2 separate regions of the Homo sapiens genome follow, and region 2 is linked to region 1. A link is a loop called in an ENCODE intact Hi-C map of the cell type or tissue named here. Cell type or tissue: Caco-2. All regions are shown on one strand. Links, peaks and the distances in the headings refer to the core of each region. The heading gives the core; the rest is flanking DNA. Region 1 has its middle 9.8 kb from the start of SKIC8. Region 2 overlaps IREB2 (iron responsive element binding protein 2).

Region 1 (12,593 bases), core at 2,240-10,239:
TTCTGGCAGCAGTTTAATAGATAACAGTCCCAGATGTTTAGGTTGAGGCCAACGCCTAATTAGGGTGAACGGTTTGTGCGTGTGTAATTTTGGACAATATCTGGAGAAAGGTTACACTGTGCACAAACCAAATTTAATTTTTTTCACAAGTGTTGTAAAGTTTCTTATAATAAAAGGTTTTTGCTACATGCACTTCATTTTCACATTAAGAGTGTTTAGAATACCTAGACACAAAAGAGAGCATTCATGCAAGATATGCTACTCCTTGATATAATAATGCATACAGTTCAAAATGTTTACCCTTTTTTTTTTTTTTTTTTTGAGACAGAGTCTCGCTCTGTCGCCCAGGCTGGAGTGCAGTGACGCGATCCCGGCACACTGCAAGCTCCGCCTCCTGGGTTCACGCCATTCTCCTGCCTCAGCCTCCTGAGTAGCTGGGACTGCAGGCCCCCGCGACCACGCCCGGCTAATTTTCTTTTGTGTTTTTTTTAGTAGAGACGGGGTTTCACTGTGTTAGCCAGGATGGTCTCGATCTCCTGACCTCGTGATCCACCTGCCTTGGCCTCCCGAAGTGCTGGGATTACAGGCGTGAGCCACCGCGCCCGGCCACTGTTTACACTATTGTTGCAGTAGCTGCTGCCATCACCGGGCTGCGGCAGGGAGGCACAGCTGGGGCTGCATGCTGGTGGATGCCTCCCCCTTCTGAGTTGGGGAGAGCTCCCCAGGTGCTGCTGCAGCCGCCCAAACAGCAGTTGCAGATCCAGGCCTCCTGCTTTACGGAGCAGGCAGGGTCGCCACCCTCCTGGGCGGGGCTACAACTGCCCAAACAGCGGCTGTGGATCCGAGCCTCCCGGTGCTCTTGGAGGGGGCTGGGAGCAGGCAAGATCTGCCCTCCTAGGTGCAGGACCCAGAGGGTCTCTGCAGCCTGCACCCTCGTGGACCCCAGAAAGGACCCCACCGCACCCCGTCGCTAGGGGGTGTCTGTTCCTGCTGCCTGGCCTCTCTCTGCTGCCGCCCCTGCTCTGATCATGGAGCAGGGCTTGGGGCCAAGCCCCAGGGGCCATGAATGACAGTAGGAGGCAGATCGATTCCTGGGCAGAAGGGGGTAGGTCTCCAGTAAGGCCCCACCTTCAGGTCAGGGAGGGACTGAAGACTGGGGACCAGGCTGCCAGTCCCACAGACCTGAGTGGGAGCTTGTGGTGCCTCCTCCAGGCTCACCCATGGCCGCCCATGGGCCAGTCAGCACACACTTCCTCCCTTCTGAGGTCCATAAAAGCCCTGGGCTCAGCCAAACTGCAGGAGAGGATGGAGAGACAGCGGGAAGAGTAGCTGTAGAAAGGAGCTACCCTCTCTGCCAGAGCTGCAGAGACCTGCAGAGCCTTTCAAAGGACCTGCGGAGAGGAGGCCCCCCTCCTCCTGTAGAGACTTCCAAATGACCTGAGGAGAGGATCCCCCAGAACAGCCTCCTTCTCCAGGAGCACCCCCCGCCAGGATCCCCTAGAGCAGTCCCCCTCTCCAGGGTTGGGTCTTCTCTCTGCTGAGAGCAGCCCCCCTCTACAGGGTGAGGTCTTCTTTTTGCTGAGAGCAGCTCCCCTCTCCAGGGTTGGGTCTTCTTTCTGCTGAGAGCAGCAGGTGGCAGGATAACCAGTGGGCAGAGGGGGAGCTACCCTCTCCAGGCCTCCTGTCTGCTGAGAGCTGAACACTCCATGGGATGACTTGCTCAGAGGAGCTACCCACTGCGGGTCTTCTCTGAGCTGCTTAACACTCAGTAAGTTCTTCGAGTACCTCATTATTCCTGGACACAGGACAAGAACTCAGGCAAAGGCGCTCCCAGGAAGAAAATCAATACCTCCCACACCCGTCCAAAGATCCCGTAACACTACCATTACATCTGAGGCTTTCTGCAACTACAAGGGGGTGGTGGAAAGCTTGGCCCTCAGTATCAACATCAAGAAAGCAGCTACCACCGTCTCTGCCTGTTCTCTTTTTGCATTTTTTTCTTTCATTTTTCTTAATCACCTCTGCTATTGCTGCTGCTTAGCAAAACTGGTAAAAACAAAATTGTAATCACTGATGCATCACCCAGATAATCCTCAAATTCCTGCCAGGGAATCCTCTCAGATTCTCTCCAGCGTGCTGTAAAAACCACCGAAGTCATTTGGGCCAGTGCTGGCAGCAGCCCTCCTGAGTCTGAGTTCCCACTCAAAGGTCATGAGATCACAGAACAGCCAGGTGGGGCAGAATAATGTTTTCAAGTACATAAGAACAAGCCACATAGGATTACAAAGGAAACCAATTATATCAAAGTAGTTATCAAAATATTTGTGAAACAGTAGTATATGTGCTTTATTAATGCAGCATGTCTAATATCTTCTGTTATTTTATTTTTGAGACAGGGTCTCGCTCTGTCACCCAGGCTGGAGTGCAGTGGCGCAATCACTGCTCACTGCAGCCTCAATCTTCCAGGCTTAAGCGATCCTCCCGCTTCAGCCTCCCAAGTAGCTGGGACTACAGGCATGTGCCACCATGCCCGGCTAATTTTTGTAATTTTTTTTTTTTTGGTAGAGAAGAGGTTTTGCCATGTTGCCCAGGCTAGTCTCAAACTCCTGGGCTCAGGTGATCTGCCCACTTCAGCCTCCCAAAGTACTGGGATTACAGGCATGAGCCATGGCTCCCAGCCTGTTCTGTAATTTTAAAGTAGCAGTGAGCATAAACAATATTTAGAATTACTTGCAACAGCTGCAATGTGATACGAAAATATTTGTGATTTGTATTGGTGACAAAGTCACAGGTACTACTAATACTCCTAGATTTATTGCATACATTTATAATTAAAGAAGATATTAAATTCCAGTTACAGTTTAAGGGAAATAAAGATATAATTATTTTCCTATCAAAGTTCACAGATCCACGGAATGCCCATTGTAAAGCAAATCTGGAGAGACTTGCCATTGTATGTGACATTTAAACATCTGTAATTAGAGTTCTGGTCTTCCAGGTCAGGAGGAAATGAAAAGATTTTAGAATAAGATAGGTAAACATCCAGGCTAATGATGAAGTAGCTCCAAGATGTAAGGGCTGCCCTGAAAAGCTCTACAATTCATAAAGAGGCCAAGGTTGGGAGGCCCCCTCTAAGGCTGCAGCCCCACAGGGACATAATTGTTCCCTGAGTCATTCACTGCCTTTCCAACTAGCCCTGCATAGAGCAGACCCACAGAGAGGCTCAAGCAGGAAGAATGATACTAGGCCACAGTGTCCCAGGACTTACCCCTATACTTCTCCTCTCCACTCAGTCACAGGTCCAAGCATTTCTGAATGAAGAAGAACCTCACAGATCTATCTCATACCTCTCTCCCTCTATACAACCCCACCATGGGATCATCCAGCCTCTGTTTGAATACCTCCAAGGACAGGGAGCTCACTACCTCCTTGGGAGGAAGAGCTGCCTCCGCCCCAGTTCCGGGAAGGCTTACTTGACTTCCCGGGAAAGACATGAATCAGCAGGTCTGGAGAGGGGTGCAGGCAAAAGTCCTGCTCTCTGCTCAGCACAGGGAGAAGGAGAGGGAGGTCCATGGGCCACATCTGCCCTGTGTAGAGCTCTCAAGGCTCTCCTCAGAACCCCAGCTGGCAGAGTCTGATGTCAGGGACCCCACCTGCCCTTTCTGATGTTTATCCCAGGTTTCCTCTCTGGACCCCACAGCTGACACCCGACTCTCCTTCTTCCTAGTCCCCCTCTTCCCTCCCCTCCTGCGGGCCACAGTGTCTCATGTGGTGCCCCTCTCCTTCTACAGATGCCACCCTCACTCTGCCCCACAAGCTTCCCCGCTTTCATCAAGCAGCACCTCCTTCTCTCCTCCATGCCCCACCAGATAGGCCCCAGGCGCTTTTTGTTTCCAGTTTTGGCACAAAGGGGTTAAACAACTTGGCCTCTAGAGCACAATGCCTGGGCTCAATCTTGGCTGCTCCACCCAAGGCTCTGGTAAATTATGTAACCCCACTGGGATATCACTAAAATGGGGATAATACTAGAACTTTCCTTTTAGGGCTGATATGAGGATTAATAGAGTTAAAATATGTAAAATGCTTAGAACAGTGCCTGGCACAAGGAAAACACTCAATAAATGCCAGCTAGGATTACTCTTACAATTGCCATTCTGGGACGTCTCAAACATACAGCCCACTGTTAGGGAAGGCCCTGAAAGCCCCCAGGTCTCTTTTCCTCACTAGCTTGCCAGATGGCTAAGGGTATTTACATCTCTGAAGTTTATAGCCAGGGCAACTTCCAGACTTCACCCAGCAATCAGCCACTCTGAGCATTTCCTCACAAGGAAACTTCTAGAAAGTTATGCCTCCTCTTTTCTAAAGCAGTGACCACATGTACCTATTATTAAAAATTTATTACTGGCTGGGCACGGTGGCTCATGCCTGTAATGCCAGCACTTTGGGAGGCCGAAGCAGGTGGATCACTTGAGCTCATAAGTCTGAGACTAGCCTGGGCAACATGATGAAACCCCTCCCTGCAAAAATGTAAAAAAGGTTAGCTAGGTGTGGTGGCACATGCCTGTGGTCCCAGCCACTCAGCAGGCTAAGGTAGGAGGATCTATTAAGCCCGGAGGCAGAGGCTGCAGTGAGCTGAGATGGTGCCACTGCACTCCAGCCTGGGTGACAGAGCAAGACCCTCTCTCACGAAAAAAATAAATTAATTAATTAAAAACAAAAAATTATCACCATGCATTCTCCTGTGTGTACATTATTTATAAATATATATGTATTTATACTACTATAATATTTATGTACATTATAAAACAAATATAAAAATAGAAGAGGGACAAGATAAAAATAAATATCAGAAGATCTAATATTTTCTTCCTATACTCCAGACGGTCTTGCTCACTGTCTGGGGTATACACATTCCACTTTGGAGACACTAATGTCTTCAAATTTTAATTTTGGTTTCAAACACTGGGAGAGCTGTGATGGTGGATGTATGGACTGGGCCACGCCCTGAGAAATAACTCTCGCTAGTGCTACGGAGGAGGGAGTCACCCTGTTTCACACAGAGAAGGAAACTGACCCTGAGAAAGGCGAAGTGGCTTCTGCAGGGTCATTCAGCCAGCAAGGCAGAGTAAGGATGGAAACCCATGCTGAATTGGGTGTAGCTGATTTTTTTGTTCATAATTCCACAGTATTAGGGAGGGAAAGCGGGGAAACAGGAGCTCACAGGAAAGAAAGGGGTATGGAGAGGGTGAGGGCAGGACAATTATGGGGCCAGAGGCGGGAGTCTGGATTCAAATCCAAACCCACAAGGACACATCACTCCTTTCTTCAGCTGGTCCATGGATACTGAATCAGGGAACCTCTTGGAACTGGCTTCCTACCCTGCAATCAGGGTCCTTGACAGTCCCCAGTCGGGAACACAGACCACCACAGTGGAGCCACTAGCCAGGGGCTTTACCACGGCTGGCCAGAGGATGGCAGTCACTGCCTACGCATGCCCACTTGGCTGGCGCCGCTGATGGAGTAGCAAGTACCTGCCCTCCTGGGCTCCTCCAGACTCCGGAGGCAGTGAATTCCTGCTCTTGAATCATTATGGGACCCCTCGTAAAGGCATCTTAGACCTCAACTTCCTCATCTTGAAAACAAAATTGTTAACACCATGGTCTCAATCCCTAGTGGTTTTCAAAAGTGTGGTTCCCAGACCACAGTTGTAGATTCTGGAAGTGAGATCCCCAAGGGAGTTACAGCAGAAGGAAGAAGCCAGGGAGAGAGCATCCTGCCCAGAAGCAGCTGAGGCCTCCCATCCTCTGCACATACCTGACTGAGGGGCTGCATCCTGCGAGCATGGCCTGGGGGACTAAGTTCTTTGCACCCAGCAACTGTTCAGGGTGGGGTTTCAATTCGCTTCACCAGCTGCTGACCAGCGGTTGGTGGTCACCTTCAGTACTTGGCTATTCTGCCAGGATCCACCAACTGGACCTTTTTGGGGCCAGGCTGGGGATACTCAAAGGAGTTAGATGAAATCCCTGCCCTCAAGGAGCTCACAATGACTCTTTCTCACCAGGACTCTAAGCCATCTTCAACCAAGATCGACTTTCCAGCGGAAAAGCCCTAGCTCCTCTGATTCTCCCTACATAAGAGGTGTAGGAATTATGTATCCCCATTTTATAGAAAAGTTGGCACAGGGAGAGCACGTGGTTAATCCAGAGCACCTGGTAAAGCTGTGGTGGAGTAGGGAGCAGAACTCAGACCCCTTGAGTCCTCATGCAGCCTGACTCTCTGCTCTGAGCAGGCTGTGGGCATGGCCCAGAGACCGGATGGGCCAATCCAGGGCCTGAGTCCCTCCGCTGTGCCCACATCCTTCAAAACTGGGCAGGAACCAGGAGTAGACTCACCCCACACTGGGGGACTGAGTCATACCTCTCGGGGACCCAAAGTGCAACCGAAGGGAATCAGGTCCTATGTGTGGAGAGGGGACAGGGACCGTGAAGCCCAGCTGTGTATGAAATTCTGCTGTAGTTGGGGATCATGCCATCACTTTCTGGACATCGTTGGCATTTACCTATTCACATAGGAGGCAGCAAAGTCAGGCCAAAAAAGATGGCTGCCAAGGCACTTGAGAGTGTAGGAGGGTGAGCCAAGGAGGCCAGGGTGGTGGGCCTGCCAGGAGGAGGCTGTAAGCCTCTGAAGGGTGGCAGGAATTGGGTATGGAAGCTGTGAGCTAGTGCCACTGTCTGCAATGAATGAGATAGAAGAGATTGGTAGGTGAGCATGATGACGAAGGAAAAGGAGGTGGGGTCTTAGTCTGTTTTGTGCTGCTATAACAGAATACCTGAGACTGGGTAATTTATTATTATCATTATTTATTATTATTCTCTCTCCTAGGCTGGAGTGCAGTGGTATGATCTCAGCTCACCGCAACCTCCGCCTCCCGGGTTCAAGCGATTCTCCTGCCTCAGCTTCCCCAGTAGCTGGAATTACAGGTGTGGGCCATCATACCCAGCTAATTTTTGTATTTTTAGTAGAGATGGGGTTTCACCATGTTGGCCAGGCTGGTCTTGAACTCCTGACCTCAGATGATCCGCCCACCTTGGCTTCCCAAAGTGCTGGGATTACAGGCCTGAGCCACCGTGCCTGGCCAAGACTGGGTAATTTAGAAAGAAAAGAAATTTCTTTTCTCACAGTTCTGAAGGCTGGGAAGTCCAAGATCAAGTTACTGGTGTCTTATAAGGCCCTTCTTACTGTGTCATTCCATGGCAGAAGGCAGAAGGGCAAGGAAGGGAGAGGGAGAGACAGGGTGATGGGGGAAGGCGAGGAGAGACAGAGACAGAGAGAGAGAGAGAGAGTGCAAGAGGGGCTGAACTTGTCCTTTTATAAGGAACCCACTCCCACTATAACAGCATGAATCCATTCATGAGGGTGGCATCCTCACGGCCTAATCAGCTCTTAAAAGTTCCACCTCTAACACTGTCACTTTGGGGATTAAGTTTCCAACACACGAACTTTGGGGGACACATTCAAACATAGCCAGGGGTCTGCCTGGATGGTGAGAGTCTCAAAGGGGCAGAAGGAGGAGAATCAGGGGTTCATGGTGTGCTGGTAGGTGTTTAACAACAGGCTCTTCAGAGAAAAACCCTAAACCTGGCTTATAGCATTTGCTGATTTCCATAGTGTAAATACAGCTCCCATGGGCTATTTCTTTTATTTTTGAAATGGAGTCTCACTCTGTTGCCCAGGCCCAGGCTGGAGTGCAGTGGAGCTATCTTGACTCACTGCAACCTCTGCCTCCTGGGTTCAAGTGATTCTCCTGCCTCCCGAGTAGCTGGGATTACAGGCACCTGCCACCATGCCCCATGGGCTATTTCACGCCACGGACAGGAAGTTGCTGACCAATATGTACAATCTGCTCTGGTAAGCTGGTATGTACCAGCTCCAGCATCCCCTTGAGTGGTTCTGTTATGTTGCTGGGGGTGTCAGTCTCAATCCAGGTGTGCACACCTGCAGTGTCCCCTCCAGAGGCTGCCAGGAACCGCTGTCCTCTACAGAGAGCCAGCTGTGGTGACAGCAAGGTTGGAATAAGGGACCGTGAAAGAGCTGAAAATATAGGGATTTTTATTTACAAAGTTGGTGGTGGGGTTGGGGGGAGGTCAAAGGATTGAGAGCCAGGTGGGAAAGGCAGGACTGCAGGGAAGTGCTGACCCAGAGGGGCCTGCACTTGGGAGGCAAGGGGGCAAAAGGAGCTCTAGGAAGAGAACTCACCGCCGTGAGGTTTCCAAAAGAACCTGGAAATCCCTTCCTGCCACAGGTTAAGCCCAGGATCTCTTGCCAGGGTGAACAGGTGCTGGCCCCAAGCTGGTAAGCTTGGGAAAGTCCCAGGACTCCTGTATCGAATGCACTTCTGAAGGACAAAGGGAATTCAAGAAGCCAAAGGTAGCTTTAGAACAGCCTCACCACAAAGCTCCTTCCACACACTGCCCTTAACTCAGAGAGAGAGCTGAGGTCCAGGCCCCCCATTAGATGTGAGTCTCCAGTGCATCCTGGTGCCAGAGCTGGCATATCCAGGTGAAAGCACTGCTTTTACTCCTTGACTGCCATTGCACTAAAATTAATAGCAGAAGAATGAAAGCATGTGGAGACCTTGCTGTGCAGTTACGCCCAAAGTGCCCCTGGAGGCCGAGGGGCTTAGCAGCCAGAACACGGAACCTCACATCAGGAGCCATTACTGTTATTGTCACTGTTGATATCATTCCTAGTTTTGATCATTAAGTGTGTGCCAGGCATGAAGCTGGCAAGTCACCCAGATGGCCTCAGGAACCATCTCTGGCTCTGAAAGGGAGACTCTCTAGCCTGCCTCTGCCTGAACCCTCTCTGGACCTCAGTTTCCCTAGCTGTCTGTCCCGTGAGTCCATTGGCTCTGGGACTCCTTCAGTTTTTGTTTTGAGACAGAGTCTTGCTCTGTCACCCAGGCTGGAGTGCAGTGGCGTGATCACTGTCACTGCAGCTCAAACTCCAGGGCTCAAGCGACCCTCCCACCTCAGCCTCCTGAGTAGCTGAGACTACAGGTGTGCACCACCATGCCTGGCTAATTTATTTTATTTTTATTTTTGTAGAGATAGGGTCTCCCTGTGTTGCCCGGGCTTGTCTCAAACACCTGACCTCAAGTGAGCCTCCCGCCTCGGCCTCCCAAAGTGCTGGGATTACAGGCGTGAGACACCACGCCCAGCCTCCTTCCAGTTTTGACCTTCTGATCCACTTCAGCTGTTCTTGACCATGGTGTCCTTCCCACTGACTTGTCACATTAGCTGTGAGCTGCCTGTGTCACACGCGATGAAGCTGACTACTGCATAGGACAGCTTATGTGCATCACGTCACATCTTCTCAGCCTCTTCTCTCTTAGTACAGCCACTACCCTGGGGTCCGTTCTGCACAAGTTTCAACCAGCTCTGCCCAAGCGTGAGCTGACAGCACCTCCCCTCCCCCAGTCTCCACCTCTATCTTCCTGCCCTGGGAATCACTCCACATTCACCCAGAAGAATTGTTGCCTGTGGGACAGCCTTGACCAATGGGAGATTGAAGCTGATGAGTAAATATTTCCCCCTTTGGCCCCTGAGGGACAGTTCTGAGATGCTTGACACAGGCCCTTCAGCGCTGGTGGCCAACTCAGCAGTGCATCCTTGATCTGGCTTTTGCTTCTTCCTTTGTTCCGCCCCTGCCCCTCACTCCTGCTCTCTGGGATTGAATTCCTAAGACAGCTCCCTGCTTGGGGTCTTTGTCTCAGGCTCTGCTTTAGGGGGAATCCAGGCTAAGACAGTTTCCAAGCACCCATGATTGCAAATAATCCACTGTTTTGATAAATTCGGCCAATTTTTTTTTTTTGGTGTGCAAATAAAGTTCTCATTCCCTTGCCTTCAGAGATGATTTCTTGAGGGGTGAGAAGGGGTGTGGAATAGGGACACTCCAAAGAGCCTTTTGCAGCCGTCGGGAGAAGGCCAGGAACCAGGGGACCTGTTGGAGGCTGGGAGGTCAGTGAGGGGCCTGTGCTGGGTGGGCTGGGGTGTCTGTGGGAACTCATCACATTGGTGTAGGGGGTAACTGCTATTGGGGGTGTCTTGTGCCTGAAGAACTGAGTTATTCTCTGAGCAAAGCTCTAGATGTAAAGAAACTGACCCAGATCCTCCACGGACTTCAATTCCAGGCTCCTGCCAAATCAGTGGGGAACGGGAAACCAAGTAATAGAGGCCCCTAGACTGCAGAATATCCGCTCTGAGCACTCAGTCAGGAGGACAGGGATCCTGCCGAGCTGAGGTCCTAGAGGAGAGGCAGTGTTTCGGGGGGATGAGGAGGTCATACTCCACGGAATGGCTAAAAAATAGCAGCATCCTTGGCCTGCAGAGACCGGGGAGGCAGAGGCGGGGTGGGTGCTGGGCCTGCTGGGCAGACCTCAGTCAGGCTATGCTGGTCCGAGGGAATGCATATAGTCTCTGACCTCGAACGGGGCCAGGCTCTAGGGACAGGCCACAGAGAAGCACCTGGACTCATAGGAAGAAGGGTCTTTCTCACAGGTTGAACCATGCCACAGGAGTAGGGGCTGCCTTGGAGGTATAAGCCTCCAGTCCCAGGGGATGTACAAGCCACAGCTGGACAGCCAAATGCAGGGCAGGCAGAGTGGGCCCCAGCAGCACAGTGTGGTGCCCCAGCCGCCCCTCAACACCAGCCTGCTCCTGTTGCTGAGCTGTGGTCGGGAGGACTGCAGAAGACTGAAGGAATCTTCGAACCAGGACAGCTCCAATGCTGGACTCCTTCACCCTCCGATATCTACCCAACCCACAACAGGATCTCCGCCCTGTACCTCCCCACTCTCAGCAACCAGATCTTGGGGGCTTCTGCTGTGCACAACTCTAAGATCCAGGCAGCATCCTATGGGCTTTTCAGGGCTGTGGGCTGGCGTGAGGCCCTCCTCTCTGGCCTCAATGCTCACACTCCTTATGATCTGCCTCCTCTCCCATCAAACAATGTCCCTCCTTTGTGAATCTCCAAATCCAGGTGGCCATCCAATGCCCTGGGAATCCTTCTCCGAGGCCCCAGCCCTCAGCCATCTCAGTCCGGGGTTCTTCACGGGCTCTTTCTATGCTCCTCCTGTCGGGTCCTGGAGTGGAGATGGACAAAGCCACTCTGAGAGGAAGGAGGGGGAGCCTCAGGATTAGATGCACTCGGGTGACAGACTAGCGGGGTCTCTAGATGCTGAAGGGAGGTGACCCAGCCCCATGACCTAGCTCCAGGACATGTAACTAGAAAGGGGCTCTGGGGAGCAGGGCAGAGCAGGCTGGGCTCCGGGCCCAGGGCTGTTGAAATTTCCATGACCACCAGATTAAGGCCACCTGGGTGAGGCTACTCCTACAGGAGGAGCCAAAGGGACCCAGTTGTGGGAGGGGCTGGAGGTAGAGATTCAGAAGGGGAATGGAGGGTCTTCAGCAAGACCTGCGGGGAGGTGGGCTGTTTCCCTCTGCGCTGTGCCTCTCTCCAGGGGCCAAGGGGCCTGGTGGCTAATGGGCCTCCCCACTCGGGACCCACTTTGACCTGCGCTTCCTGGCTGAACCTGGGCCTCTGGAATTCTCTGTCTGTTCTCTGGTCCCCTCTTATCCTTGTCCCTAAGCCAGGAGCATGCCCCGAGGTTGGGTTCTAACCTGGGCTCAGCCACTTGTAAGAAAAGTAACTTTAGCTATTGAAACTCTGTTTTCTTATCTGTATTTTTAAAAATTTTAGTTTTTATTTATTTTGTAGAGACAGGGTCTCACTGTGTTGCCCAGGCTGGTCTTGGACTTCTGGCCTAAAGCGATCCTCCCACCTTGACTTTCCAAAGTGCTAGGGTTACAGGTGTGAGCCACGTGCCCAGCCTCACCTGTAAAATGAAGACAATTTCTTCTTGGGTCTGTTACGAAGATTAATAAGACAAGGACTCAGCAGCACTTAGCGCAGTGCTTGGCTTACAGAGAGTGCTTGATAAACGGGAGCGAATAGTGATAGGATCATTGCTTCCTGTTTTGAGTCTTTCATTCTGCTGAAAGGTAAGGTCTCAGGGAAGGACATGGCTGACCTAAGATCCCCAAGAGGGCCAGGGCAGAGTGGGGATGTGAGCCTAGTCCCCAGATGCCCACTCCCATCCACAGCCTTCTGTGTCTCTAGTACTGTGCTCTGGCTTTCCGTGAGTGGCCAGCTATGGCTTCCTGGCTGCTGGCACTCCTTCCATCCTTTCTGCCACTCTTCCTGCTCTGTGTCTGCATTTTAAAGGGGGCTTTAGGCTGGCTCAGTGGCTCATGTCTGTAATCCCAGAACTTTGGGAGACTGAGGCAGAAGGATTGCTTGAGGTCAGGAGTTCAACACCAGCCTGGGCAACATAGCAAGACCCTGTCTCTATAAAAAATAAGAAAATTAGCCAGGCATGGTGGTATGCACCTGTGGTCCCAGCTATTTGGGAGGCTGAGGCAGGAGTTTGAGGCTGCTGTGAGCCATGATTTTGCCACTGCTCTCCAGCCTGGGTGACAAGGCAAGATCCTGTTTCTAAAAAAATAAAAAAGGAGGGGGGTCATCAGTGTTTT
Region 2 (12,593 bases), core at 1,962-9,961, 170 kb after region 1:
TTCCATTGGCTGTTTAGATTAAAACAGAAAGTATCTACAAAACAAGATATGTTGATATTTCATAAGTCTGCTATTTAAAAAGTAAGATCTCTTTTTTTAATCTCTTTAATGAGGTAATCATTGCTGAGTTACTCATTTCTAAGTATAGATATTTATTTGGAGGATATATTCTAGTATTCTTCAGTGTGCAGGCAGATTATTATGTTAGTTAATCAGACAGCAAAATTGATGAATGGTTATATAGAATCCTGGAGGGAATGATCCCCCCAAGTGCAAAACTTCTGCATTTGAGTTAGTAGAACATTCAAAGTAGAAATGGTTAGAAGTGCCTCGTTCCTTGCATATTAATCTTGAGTTAAGGTTTTAGTGATCCTGTGTAACAAATTATCCTAAAATTTAGTGGCTTGCACAAGCAGTAATTACTAGCTCATGGTTTCAGTGGGGTCGGTAATTCAGACAGGGCACAGTGGGGACAGCTCATCTCTGTTTCATGTCTTGAGCCTCAACTGCAAGATTTGAAAGGAAGGGCCTGCAATCCTGAAGGCTTGTTGTGCTTGCATGTCTAACAGCAAATTATGAGCTGTCAGCTGAGGACTTAGGTAAGTCTATCAGGCAAAACACCCTCATGTGGTTTCTCCGTGTAGTCTGGGCTTGCTCACGTGGTAGATTCTCAAGGGTTAGGAGAAAGAGAAATGTAAATGAATATGTAAATAGTATTTGTTTCTTGTTCATCACTGGAATTCAGTATCCTTACCCCCAAAGATTTCAAAATTCCTTACTGAGGCCAGGCTCAGTGGCTTACAGCTATGATCCTAGCACTTCGGGAGGCTGAGGCGGGAGGATCACATGAGTCCAGGAGTTTAAGACTAGCTTGGGCAACATAGCAAGACCCCCATCTGTACAAGAAAATTAAAAATTAGCCAGGTGTGGCAGTACAGACTTATAGTCCTAGCAACTTGAGAGGCTAAGGCGGGAGAATCACTTGAACCCAGGAGTTCAAAACTGCAGTGGGCTATGATGGCACCACTGTACTCCAGCCTAGGTGACACAGTGAGACCCTGTTTCTAAAAATAATAAATTTATTGGCGGGGTGTGGTGGCTCATACCCATAATTCCAGCCCTTTGGGAGGCCAAGGCAGGAGGATCTCTTGAGGCTGAGAGTTCGAAACCAACCTATTCAAAAAAAACAAGACCCTCCCGCCACCCCATCTGTACAAAACATTTGTAAAAAAAAAAAAAAAAAATTAACCAGGCACGGTGGGGTGCTACTTGGGAGGCTGACATGGGAGGATTGCTTGAGCTCGGGAGGTCAAGGTTGCAGTGAGCTGTGATTGCAGCACTGCGCTCCAGCCTGGGCAACAAAGTGAAACCCTGTCTGAAAAAAATAATAACTAAATAAATTTCTCACTGCATTTTGTTGTTTTGTTCATCTTCGTTTTAGGTTTTAGCAAAGCCAAACTCGAATCAATGGAAACATACCTTAAAGCTGTGAAATTGTTTCGAAATGACCAGAATTCTTCAGGAGAACCTGAATACTCCCAGGTATATGCAGAATAACCCACCTCGTAGCAAAGAGTGTAAATTGTGGTGTAATCCCAGCGCTTTGAAAGGTTGGGGTGGGTTGATTGTTTGAGTTCAAGAGTTTGAGACCAGCCTGGGCAATATGGTAAAACCCTGTCACTGCAAAAAAACTACAAACATTAGCTGGGCATGGCTTGCGCCTGTGGTCCCAAGTACCTGGGAGGCTGAGGTGGGAGGATCACTTGAGCCTGTGGGGCGAAAGAAAGTTGCAGTGAGCTGAGATTGTGCCACTGCACTCTAGACTAGGTAACAGAGTGAGACTTGTGTCAAAAAGGAAAAAAATAATAATAATAAATTCTAGAGTACCTGACCACCTGGGTTTGAATCCCAGCTCTAAGACGTGTTAGCTGTATAACCTTGGGCAATTTATTTAGCCTTTCTGCCTCAGTTTTCTCATCTGTTAGATATGACAATATCTACCTCTAAGGATTCTTAGATATTAAAAACAAATTCATAGAATAGTTCCAGGCACATAGTAAATGCTCAATAAGGGGTAGCTAATCTTTTTGTTTTGCTTTTTGAGACCCAGTCCGGCTCTTTCACCAGACTAGAGTGCAGTGGCACAATCATGGTTCACTGTAGCCTCAACCTCTGTGCTCAAGCTCCCACCTTGCTGGGATTACAGACATGAGCCACCACCATGCTTAACCCCTGTTTTGTTTTAATATTACTATTTTTTTAATATTATTATTTTTTGGACCCTGGGCAGGGTCTCATTTTATTTTACTGCCCAGGCTGGTCTCATACTTCTGGTTTCAGGGGATTCTCTAGTCTTGGCCTCCCAGAGTGCTGGGATTACAGGCATGAGCCACTGGACCTGGCTGAGGGGGTAGCTATCATTATTATTATTATTTAAGTAATGTTATTGTAGCCCAGTGCTTTTGTTTTATTCATTAATTTTACATAGAGTTTTATTATAGTGAATTTTGTAATATCTTATGAAGTCTAGTTGTGGTTTTTGGATTTTTTTTTTTTTTTTGGTAGAGAGAGGATTTTGCCGTGTTGCTTAGGGTGGTCTTAAACTCCTGGCCTCAAGCAATTCCTCCTGCCTTGGCCTCTCAAATTGCTGGGATTACAGGTGTGAACCACCAAGCCCAGCCTATGAAGTCTAATTTTTTAGTGTTTAAAATAATAGTAGTGACTCTTAATTCTTGCTCTAATTTATTTCTACTTTATGATAAGAGTAATATCTCCCTTCAGAATAATCAGTTTCGATGTTATCTGCATCTGGTTTACTTGTGTATTTTGCAAAATTCCGCTATTAAAGGTATACACTATTATGCAGTCTTACTTGTTAGTTTTAAAGATATTTTACAATCTAAGTAAATACTGAAATTATCCAGGAGTAGTGGCATGCTCCCGTGGTTCCACATCCTCAGGAGGCTGAGTAGGGACGATGGCTTGAGCCCAGGAGGTCAAGGCTGCAGTGAGCTGTGGTCATGCCACTGCACTCTAGCCTGGGCAACAGAATGAGACAGTGTCTAAAAAAAAAAAAAAAAATCTGTTGGAAATTTATATCAAAATAGGCAGAATTCACTTCCAGGGAAGCCTTAATTTTAATAAAATTCATTTTCTAGGAGTGTGTCAAGGATTTCTAACAACATGGTTTTACAGTTTTGGTTAACTGTTCATTAAACTCCATGAGGACAGGAACTTTGGTTTGGTATTGTATCCCCAGCTCCTAGAACAATTGCTGGCACATAGTAGATATTCAGTAAACGTGTTAGGTGAATAAATGAATCCATATAGGACCCATAGAAATTGAATTTGTGTGCTACTTTGGGCAAATCTTTTTACTTCTGATCATTTTCCAATCATTTTCACCTCTATTAGATCTAGTGCTTTGTCCATTTTTTTTCCTTGTTCACATTTTTTAAAATCCATAAATGGAAAGAATAAGAACAATGGGAAAACTTTGGTGGTAGAATAAAATGAAATAAATATGCCTGTTAAAAACCCTTGGCCAGGTGCGGTGGCTCACGCCTGTAATCCCAGCACTTTGGGAGGCTGAGGCAGGCAGATCACCTCCTGAGGTCAGGAGTTCACGACCAGCCTAGCCAACATGGTGAAACCCCATCTCTACTAAAAATACAAAAAAATAAATTAGCCAGGTGTGGTGGTGGGGGCCTGTAATCCCAGCTACTCAGGAGGCTGAGGCATGAGAATCGCTTGAACCCAGAAGGCGGAGGTTGCAGTGAGCTGAGATGACACCACTACATTTCAGCCTGGGCAACAGAATGAGACTGTCTTAAAAAAAAAAAAAAAAAAAATGTCTGGCCGGGCGTGGTGGCTCACGCCTGTAATCCTAGCACTTTGGGAGGCCCGCACTTTGGGAGGCCGAAACAGGCAAATCATGAGGTCAGGAGGTCCAGACCATCCTGGGTAACACGGTGAAACCCCATTTCTACTAAAAATACAAAAAATTAGCTGGGCATGGTGGCATGCGCCTGTAGTCCCAGCTACTCAGGAGGCTGAGGCAGGAGAATTGCTTGAACCTGGGAGACAGAGGTTGCAATGAGCTGAGATGGCACCACTGTATTCCAGCCTGGGCAACAGAGCGAGACTCTGTCTCAAAAAAAAAAAAAAATTTCCCAGCAGACCAGGTGTGGTGGCTTATGCCTGTAATTACAACCCTTTGGGAGGCCAAGGCAAGAGGATTACTTAAGGCCAGAAGTTCAGGACTAGCATCATAAGCAAGGCCCTGTCCCTAGAGAAAGGGGATGGATGGCCCGAGCCCCTGAGTTTGAAGCTGCAGTGAGCTATGATCGAGTCAATGCACTCCAGCCTTGAGCGATAGCAAGACCCACCCATGCTGGAGTGCAGTGGCGTGATCACGGCTCACTGCAACCTCCATTTCCTGGGTTGAAGTGATTCTCCTGCCTCAGCCTCCTGAGTAGCTAGGATTACAGACATGCGCCACCATGCCCGGCTTTTTTTTTTGAGAGAATCTCGCTCTGTCACCAGGCTGGAGTGCAGTGACACGATCTTGGCTCACTCCAAGCTCTGCCTCCCAGGTTCATGCCATTCTCCTGCCTCAGCCTCCCAGGTAGCTGAGACTACAGGTGCCCGCCACCACACCTCGCTAATTTTTTTTTTTTTTTTGTATTTTTAATAGAGACGGGGTTTCACCGTGTTAGCCAGGATGGTCTCGATCTCCTGACCTCATGATCCGCCTGCCTCGGCCTCCCAAAGTGCAGGGATTACAGGCCTGAGCCACCGCGCCCGGCCTATTTTTTGTATTTTTAGTAGAGATGGGGTTTCACCGTGTTGGCCAGGATGGTCTCAAACTCTTGACCTCAAGTGATCCACCCGCCTCAGCCTCTCAAATTGCTGGGATACAGACATGAGCCGCCGCGCCCGGCCCAAGACCCTGTCTCTTAAGAAAAAAACAAAAAACAAACCTGACCATGTAAAGAAATAAAACTAAAATCATTAGGATGTTGATTTCAAGAGAAACTTCTTAAATGGATATTTATGGGCAAAGACTAGGATCGCCTGAATCCATTAAATGAAAGTATAAGTAAGCCAGGTGTGGTTATTCTTGCGTGTAATCCCAGCACTTTGGGAGGCTGAGGCGGGAGGATTGCTTGAGCTCAGGACCAGCCTGGGCAACATAGTGAGACCTCACCTCTGCTAAAATTCACTTAGCCAGGCGTGGTGGCGCATGCCTGTAGTCCCAGCTACTTGTGGGGCTAAGGCGGGAGGATCACTTGAGCCCAGGAGGTTGAGGCTGCATTTAGTCCTGACTGTGCCACTGCGCTCCAGCCTGGGCAACAGAGTGAGACCCTTTCACAATAAAAATAATAATAATAATAAATAAATACAGTGTAAGTAGTTGGATCAGTCAGAATAAACAGGGATATAAAATAATGTTGAAAGCCATGATGAAAAGTTTCAAGATGGTTATATTCACATAAAATGCATGAAGGAAACGATAGAAATGCCAGAAGAAATAAATAGGAATCTAGTTGGAAGTGGGATTTTTAACAAAAAATACGTTTCTTAACCAAGGAATAGAACCCTGAGTTGCAGCAGGCTGGCCAGTGAAACCCTCTGGAACAGGAAAAAGAACGCTTTCTCTGCTGTGTCCCTTCAGCACCCTCTAGTGACCAGTCTTCACATTCTTCACATCATGTGTGCTGACAAAGGAGAAATGTTTACTAACCGTTTACCTCTGTGATCACAGAGCGGGCAGGAGGGTAGATTTGGAGCTCAGAGGCAATAAGTTGATAGCTGGCATAGGCATCTATTTTATCATTGGACATCTGTTAAGACAGTGTTTATCTTTGTGGGAAAAAACACTTGGGAAACCAGGTTTTTTTTTTTTTTGAGACGGAGTCTCGCTGTGTTACCCAGGCTGGAGTGCAGTGGCGCGATCTTGGCTCACTGCAAGCTCCGCCTCCTGGGTTCACGCCATTCCCCTGCCTCAGCCTCCCGAGTAGCTGGGACTACAGGCGCCCACCACCACGCCCGGCTAATTTTTTAGTAGAGACGAGGTTTCACTGTGTTAGCCATGATGGTCTTGATCTCCTGACCTCGTGACCTGCCCACCTCGGCCTCCCAGAGTGCTGGGATTACAGGTGTGAGCCACCGCGCCCGGCCCCAGATTTTGTATATGCAGTACAATTGGTGTTGTGGTAGTTTAATTGCATACTGATCTACTAGTCTTGATTTTAGCAAATTTTCATGTTTCGTACATTTAAATGTGCTTGTTTTAAAATCTTTATTTCTTGGGGTTGAGGGTGTATTATACTATTAAAATAAATTGCATTAAAATAAATACGAATATACTTACTCTGCTTTAGAAAGTAATGCTTCAATTGGAATCTGTCGTAAGGAATTAATTCTAATTCCTTGTTCTTTCTCTTTCTCATTTCTTAGGTGATCCAGATTAATCTGAATTCAATAGTTCCATCTGTTAGTGGTCCAAAAAGACCTCAGGATAGAGTTGCTGTGACAGATATGAAAAGCGATTTCCAGGCTTGCTTAAATGAAAAGGTAGGTTACTTTATTCTTATCCGTGTTTTTCAACCCGCTTTGTGCTAAGTAGTAAAGAACCAACAAGGTGACCCATAAACTCAATTCACTGCTATGTTTTATATATTATGGCACACACCAGCAGCCCCCTTATTTTCCTTCTGTCTAATGTGCAAGTCAGTCATTAGGTAAGCTTGTTCCCAGTTCCATTGTGAGGATCAGAGATTGATTGTGTCTATTTAAATTAAAATTATATACAATTTAAAATTGAGTTTCTTAGTCACAGTAGTCTCATTTTTAAATGCTGAATACATATGGGTCTTGTATTGATGAACAGCATAGATAATTGAATAGTTACATCATCACAGAAACTTTTTTTTTTTTTTTTGAGACAGAGTCTCACTTTGTTGCCCAAGCTGGAGTGCAGTGGCACAATCTCGGCTCACTGCAACCTCCCCCCTCCCGGGCTCAAGCGATTCTCCTGCCTCAGCCCCCAAAGTAGTTGGAATTACAGGAGTCTACCATCATTCCTGGGTAATTTTTGTATTTTTAGTAGAGACAGGGTTTCACCATGTTGGCCAGACTGGTCTTCAACTCCTGACCTCAAGTGATCTGCCCACCTCAGCCTCCCAACAGTGCTGGGATTATAGCCATGAGCCACCGCACCTGGCCTACAGTCATAAAATTTGGTAAATGTGACCGAGTAGCAAGTGGTCTCTGGCTTTTGAGGGTTTGTATTTTCTGTCTGAGAATCACAGTTTTAGTCTTGTCACTTTCTCTATTCTGAGATCTCTAGTACTTGGCTTTCCTTTCAGAGCCTTTCTTTTTATGATTTCTTGACTTTTTGTTCAGAAAGTGTTAAACTTGTACAAAAACAAAATAGTCCACTGAATTGCCATGTACCTGTCAATTAGCTTCAATAATTAGCAACTCATAGCCAATCTTGTTTCAGCTATGCTACACTCACACACATAGGATCCCTTTGGAGGAAATCTTCGGGGTCATTTTAACAGAAAAAAATTTCTGCCATCTCTTGAGAATTACTATAAACAGGGATGATTAAGAACAACAAAGCCAAATGAGATCTGGATTCTGGGTGGTAGGCTGGACTCGCTTAGTAGATAAAAGTTTTGCTTGTGAACATCACCAGACTCCTGTCGTGCCCATGCAGATTTATGCTTCAGCTGAATTACAACTACTGAATGTTATGGGCCTTTAGCATCACTCACAAAAAGGATTTTTAATGTTAAATCATCAAATGTCCGGTATCTGCTATGTTTTCTGCCAGTCTTTTATTCTGTACATACCCAGAATATTTAGTTTATATTTTTGTGGAAATTTGTATAGGTTGGATTTAAAGGCTTCCAAATTGCAGCTGAAAAACAAAAGGATATTGTCTCCATTCATTATGAAGGAAGTGAATATAAGCTGTCTCATGGATCAGTGGTCATTGCTGCAGTTATCAGTTGTACCAATAATTGCAATCCATCTGTCATGCTTGCTGCAGGTGGGTTGTGGTTTATGGCCATACTTTTTCTTTTTCCTTAATTATTGTTGGCTTTTCTGTTATTGTAACTTTGTTTCTTAGATGATGCATGAGTGTCTACATTTGATATTGAGAGACTTTCTAGTATTTTAGTTAGGTCTTAAGGAGCCTGAGTTTGATTTATGTTGTTTTTATTACACCGAAGGTAAATTTACTGTTTACTATAACTTACCTGTCAATTAATTTTAGGTTGTATCTGCTTCTCTTGTTAATTTAGAACTATAGTTAATTAGCAGGTATTTCTTGATTATCTAGAAGTTAACCATAACAGTGTGGTAGATTTCATTAAAAGTTATAAAAGTAGTAAAAGATCATTGTCTTGGCAAGGATTGTAAATGAAATTAATTTGTATGCCCATTGGAACAATTCCTTAGTTGTATAAAACCATGTATAATGTGTTACATTGCTCTTATTGTAATTATGACTTTAAAATGGTTTGCTTTAGAAAAAAGAAGAAAGAGAAAAAATGGTTTTGTTAACATGTACTTATATATGTGCACCTTTTGTTTACTCTGTGTGAATGATGTCAGCCTGTATCTTAATAATTTTCAACATAAAGGCTGTAATTTTAAATTTGTTGTAAATGAAGCAAATCAGTAGAATAAAGTGGACAAAATAATGACAGTAAGTTTATGAATTCATACTTTAATCTGTTAAATAAATTACTTCTCACTTTTTACTTTAATATGGGTGAGAGAGGGAAAGAAACATTGCCATAATAAATCATTGTTTGTTGGCTGTGCAGGTCTTTTGGCTAAAAAGGCTGTTGAAGCTGGTCTGCGTGTTAAACCTTATATAAGAACAAGTTTATCTCCAGGCAGTGGGATGGTTACACATTACCTCAGTTCAAGTGGAGTATTACCATATCTAAGTAAGCTTGGGTAAGTAACAGCTATCGCACTTCATATTGATATTGGTGTTCAGTAGGTACTGAAGCTGCTTGTTTGTGCCTTTCATATACAAAGAGAAGATAGAAAAAATATGCTTTAGTTTTACTTGCTACCTTGCCATTACCATACAATTTTTGATGCCTTATCACTCAGGAAACACTTATTGGGCATATCAAATGAGCAAAGCACCAGGTTGGATACACAGAAGTAGGAGATGTGGTCTTAGCTTCAAGATACTTAGTTGGGAAGACAAGACAAACAAGTACAACCAAATAACAGTTACAGTGTAAGAAACGATACCAAGTATGCACAATTTCTGTGAGTTGTGTAGGTCAGTTCAAAAAAGAAAGAAATCTTATAGTTTGCATTTATTAACTGAAAATTGTCTTAATTTTAGTTTTATGAGGTTATTGGGTCTATAATACATAAGTTTAAATTGTCCCTGAACTTTGGAGAAAGTAACTTATGTTTTTTGGGCTGGGCGCGGTGGCTCACGCCTGTAATCCCAGCACTTGGGGAGGCCGAGGCAGGCAAATCATGAGGCCAGGAGTTTGAGACCAGCCTGGCCAATATGGTGAAACCCCGTCTCCACAAAAAATACCAAAATTAGCCAGGCGTGGTGACGCACACCCATAGTCCCAGCTACTCAGGAGGCTGAGGCAGAAGAATTGCTTTAACCTGGGAAGCGGAGGTTGCAGTGAACCCAGATCGTGCCGCTGCACTCCAGCCTGGGCGACAGAGCGAGACTCCATCTCAAAAAGAAAAAAAAAAAAGTAACCTATGTTTTTTATGTAATCCAAAACAATTGATGCTAGTTGTGTGGGGATTTTTTGGTTTTGAGACAGTGTCTTGCTCTATTGCCCACACTGGAGTGCAGTGGTGCAATCACAGCTCATTGCAGCCTCGACCTCCTAGGCTCAATCAGTCTTCCTACCTCAGCCTCCTGAGTGGCTGGGACCGCAGGTGTGCACCACCACACCCAGCTAATTTTTATGTTTTTAGCAGAGACAGAGTTTCACTGTGTTGGCCAGGCTCGTCTCAAACTTGTTCCCTTAAGTGATCGGCTCGTCTTGGCCCCCGAAAGTGTTGGGATTACAGGCCTGAGCCACCACACCCAGCCTAGTTATATTTTCGGTGTGTATTTTGGAACATATGAGTCATCAATTCCATTGCAAAACTGATAAATTTTAGACTTTTTTGCTTTTAGAATAGCATCTGAAAGTAATTTAGAGGACTGTGCCTGTAATCTTTTGGTTATATTATCTTGGATTTATTGTCAGAGACTCTTCTTGGGTTTAACTGGTTGATAATTGAGAGATTACTCCTATCAGAGTGCCCAATTACAATCAATGCCTCTTTTGGGACCTTTGGTCAGGTTATTATAGCCAGGTCCTCTTTACATTTTAAACTCTTGGATGGAAGTACAGTATCAATTATTTTAAAAGGTCATGTTATATTCCTAGCAAGTAGTATTTGGGGGAATTCTCTTGTACAGTGATAAGTGCTATTAAGGCTCTTCAAAGGTTTGCATTCACCTTTGAGACCAGCCTGAGCATTTTTATTTTTTATTTTACAAAAAATAAAAAAATTAGCTGGGCCTGGTGGCGAGCGCCTGTGGCCCCAGCTACTTAGGAGGCCAAGGAGCAGGATTGCTTGAGCCCAGGAGGTTAAGGCTGCAGTGAGCTGGTTCAAATAGCATGCCTGAGAGTTAGACTTGATTGCTCAGAATCTTCTGAGGTGAATATATTGATGAAGGTTAATCCATGTGTCATGAATAGTCTTTTAAGTAATCTTATTACAGTGATAGAAATACAAGATAAGACTTGTCCTTTCTCTATAAATGTTGTGATGTGCTATTCAGTCACTTTTTTTTTGAAATGCAGATTTGAAATCGTTGGCTATGGATGTTCAATTTGTGTGGGAAATACAGCACCCTTATCAGACGCAGTTTTAAATGCAGTAAAACAGGTAAAATGTGTGGATTGGCAAGACATCTAAATGATTTTCTTAACTATGTTTTGTTACTAAATTATAGAAAATATATATTGATGTGTTTATATTTCTGTAAACTCTGCACCTCTTGGCAATAGTAACCTGTGAATCTTTAAATGATTCAATGAATCATTTGTAGATCCTTGAAATAATTCCTTCATAATACAAGGAATTGATTTAGTTTATTTGCAAGATGCATAGTTCTATATTTAAAAATTAGTAATATGTTTTTTGGTTAATCTCGCCCTCAGACTTTAAGATTGCTTATATATGATTATCCAGATTTGTACCATCTCTAGAATTGAATTTATTTGTTTGTGTGTTTGTGTTTTTTTCAGGGTGATTTGGTTACCTGTGGAATTTTATCTGGAAACAAAAATTTTGAAGGTCGTCTTTGTGATTGTGTTCGTGCCAATTATCTTGCCTCTCCACCCTTAGTGGTAGCTTATGCCATAGCAGGCACAGTGAATATAGATTTCCAGACAGAACCTTTAGGTATCTTTTCCTTTATGTATATGTATACCTACACATACTTTTCCCAATGGAAGTCGTTATATTTTTGAAATGTTTCTTAGACCATCTATTCTTTGAATTATTTCAGGAAGACGTATGATAATGTATAGTTATTAATTTCTGTGTTTATGTGAAGAAAATAAAATGTACAGGTAATTAGTTCTTCCAGCCGCTTAAGCCTGAAGCACCCTGTTGAATCATTTACTTGATTTCCATGATATGTCTTTGAAAAGGTATGAACATTTTCAGAGTTATTTTTTTACTGAGTATCATGTTCAAAAATTTTAACCAGGTACTGACCCCACCGGCAAGAACATTTACCTGCATGATATTTGGCCTAGTCGAGAAGAAGTTCATCGAGTAGAGGAAGAACATGTTATACTATCCATGTTTAAAGCATTAAAAGATAAAATAGAAGTAAGAGTCTTATGTGTTTCTTAAATAGTTTAATCAATTTGCAGTGTTCTTTTATTTCATATATCTTCTGAATAGAATAAAAATTAAAATTACATTATTTTGAATACAGTTTTTAATGTGTAATAGTAAGTTTGTATCTGGAATCTGTAGTTAAAAAGAAAATGGCGGCTGGGCACAGTGGCTCACGCCTGTAATCCCGACACTTTGGGAGGCTGAAGCAGGTTGATCACGTGAGGTCCGGAGCTCAAGACCAGCCTGACCAACATGGAGAAACCGCATCTCTACTAAAAATACAAAACAATTAGCCAGGCTTGGTGGCGCATGCCTGTAATCCCAGCTACTCAGGAGGCTGAGGCAGGAGAATCACTTGAACCTGGGAGGCGGAGGTTGCGGTGATCCGAGATCGCGCCACTGCACTCCAGCCTGGGCAACAAGAGTGCAACTCTGTCTCAAAAAAAAAAAAAAAAGAAAGAAAATGTCTTAGAGGATCAGAATTCATTAGTGTTGATTGGATGATCTGTGCAGCAAACCACCATGGCACACATTTACCTATGTAACAAACCTGCACATCCCGCATATGTACCCCAGAAGTTAAAATAACAGTTGAGGGGGGAAAAGAAAGAATTGATTAGGTGTTCAGAATACATCATTGAACAAAACACAAAATTCTCCTGGGG

Evidence for each region. Peaks named below come from ENCODE experiments on the same cell type or tissue, not always from the same donor. Only the 100,000 strongest peaks of a DNase experiment are listed, where the experiment ranks them.
Region 2: it touches region 1 in a loop (15-fold over the local background); 48 of 110 quality-filtered maps call a loop at or near these places.

What each region holds. Positions count from the first base shown.
Region 1 is chr15:78,303,124-78,315,716 of GRCh38, forward strand. No RefSeq gene overlaps it. Among named protein-coding and RNA genes, the nearest start is that of SKIC8, 9.8 kb to the left of the region's middle. In Caco-2, for the core only: a CTCF peak has its summit at 5,469 (motif pointing right); a DNase peak (open chromatin) is centred at 5,488.
Region 2 is chr15:78,476,856-78,489,448 of GRCh38, forward strand. It overlaps IREB2 (iron responsive element binding protein 2), which reads left to right. Exons shown (of 22, transcript NM_004136.4): 10 at 1,442-1,542; 11 at 6,463-6,579; 12 at 7,906-8,065; 13 at 8,850-8,985; 14 at 10,878-10,962; 15 at 11,325-11,481; 16 at 11,792-11,916. Among named protein-coding and RNA genes, the nearest start is that of HYKK, 24 kb to the right of the region's middle. In Caco-2, for the core only: a CTCF peak has its summit at 5,724 (motif pointing left); a DNase peak (open chromatin) is centred at 5,676.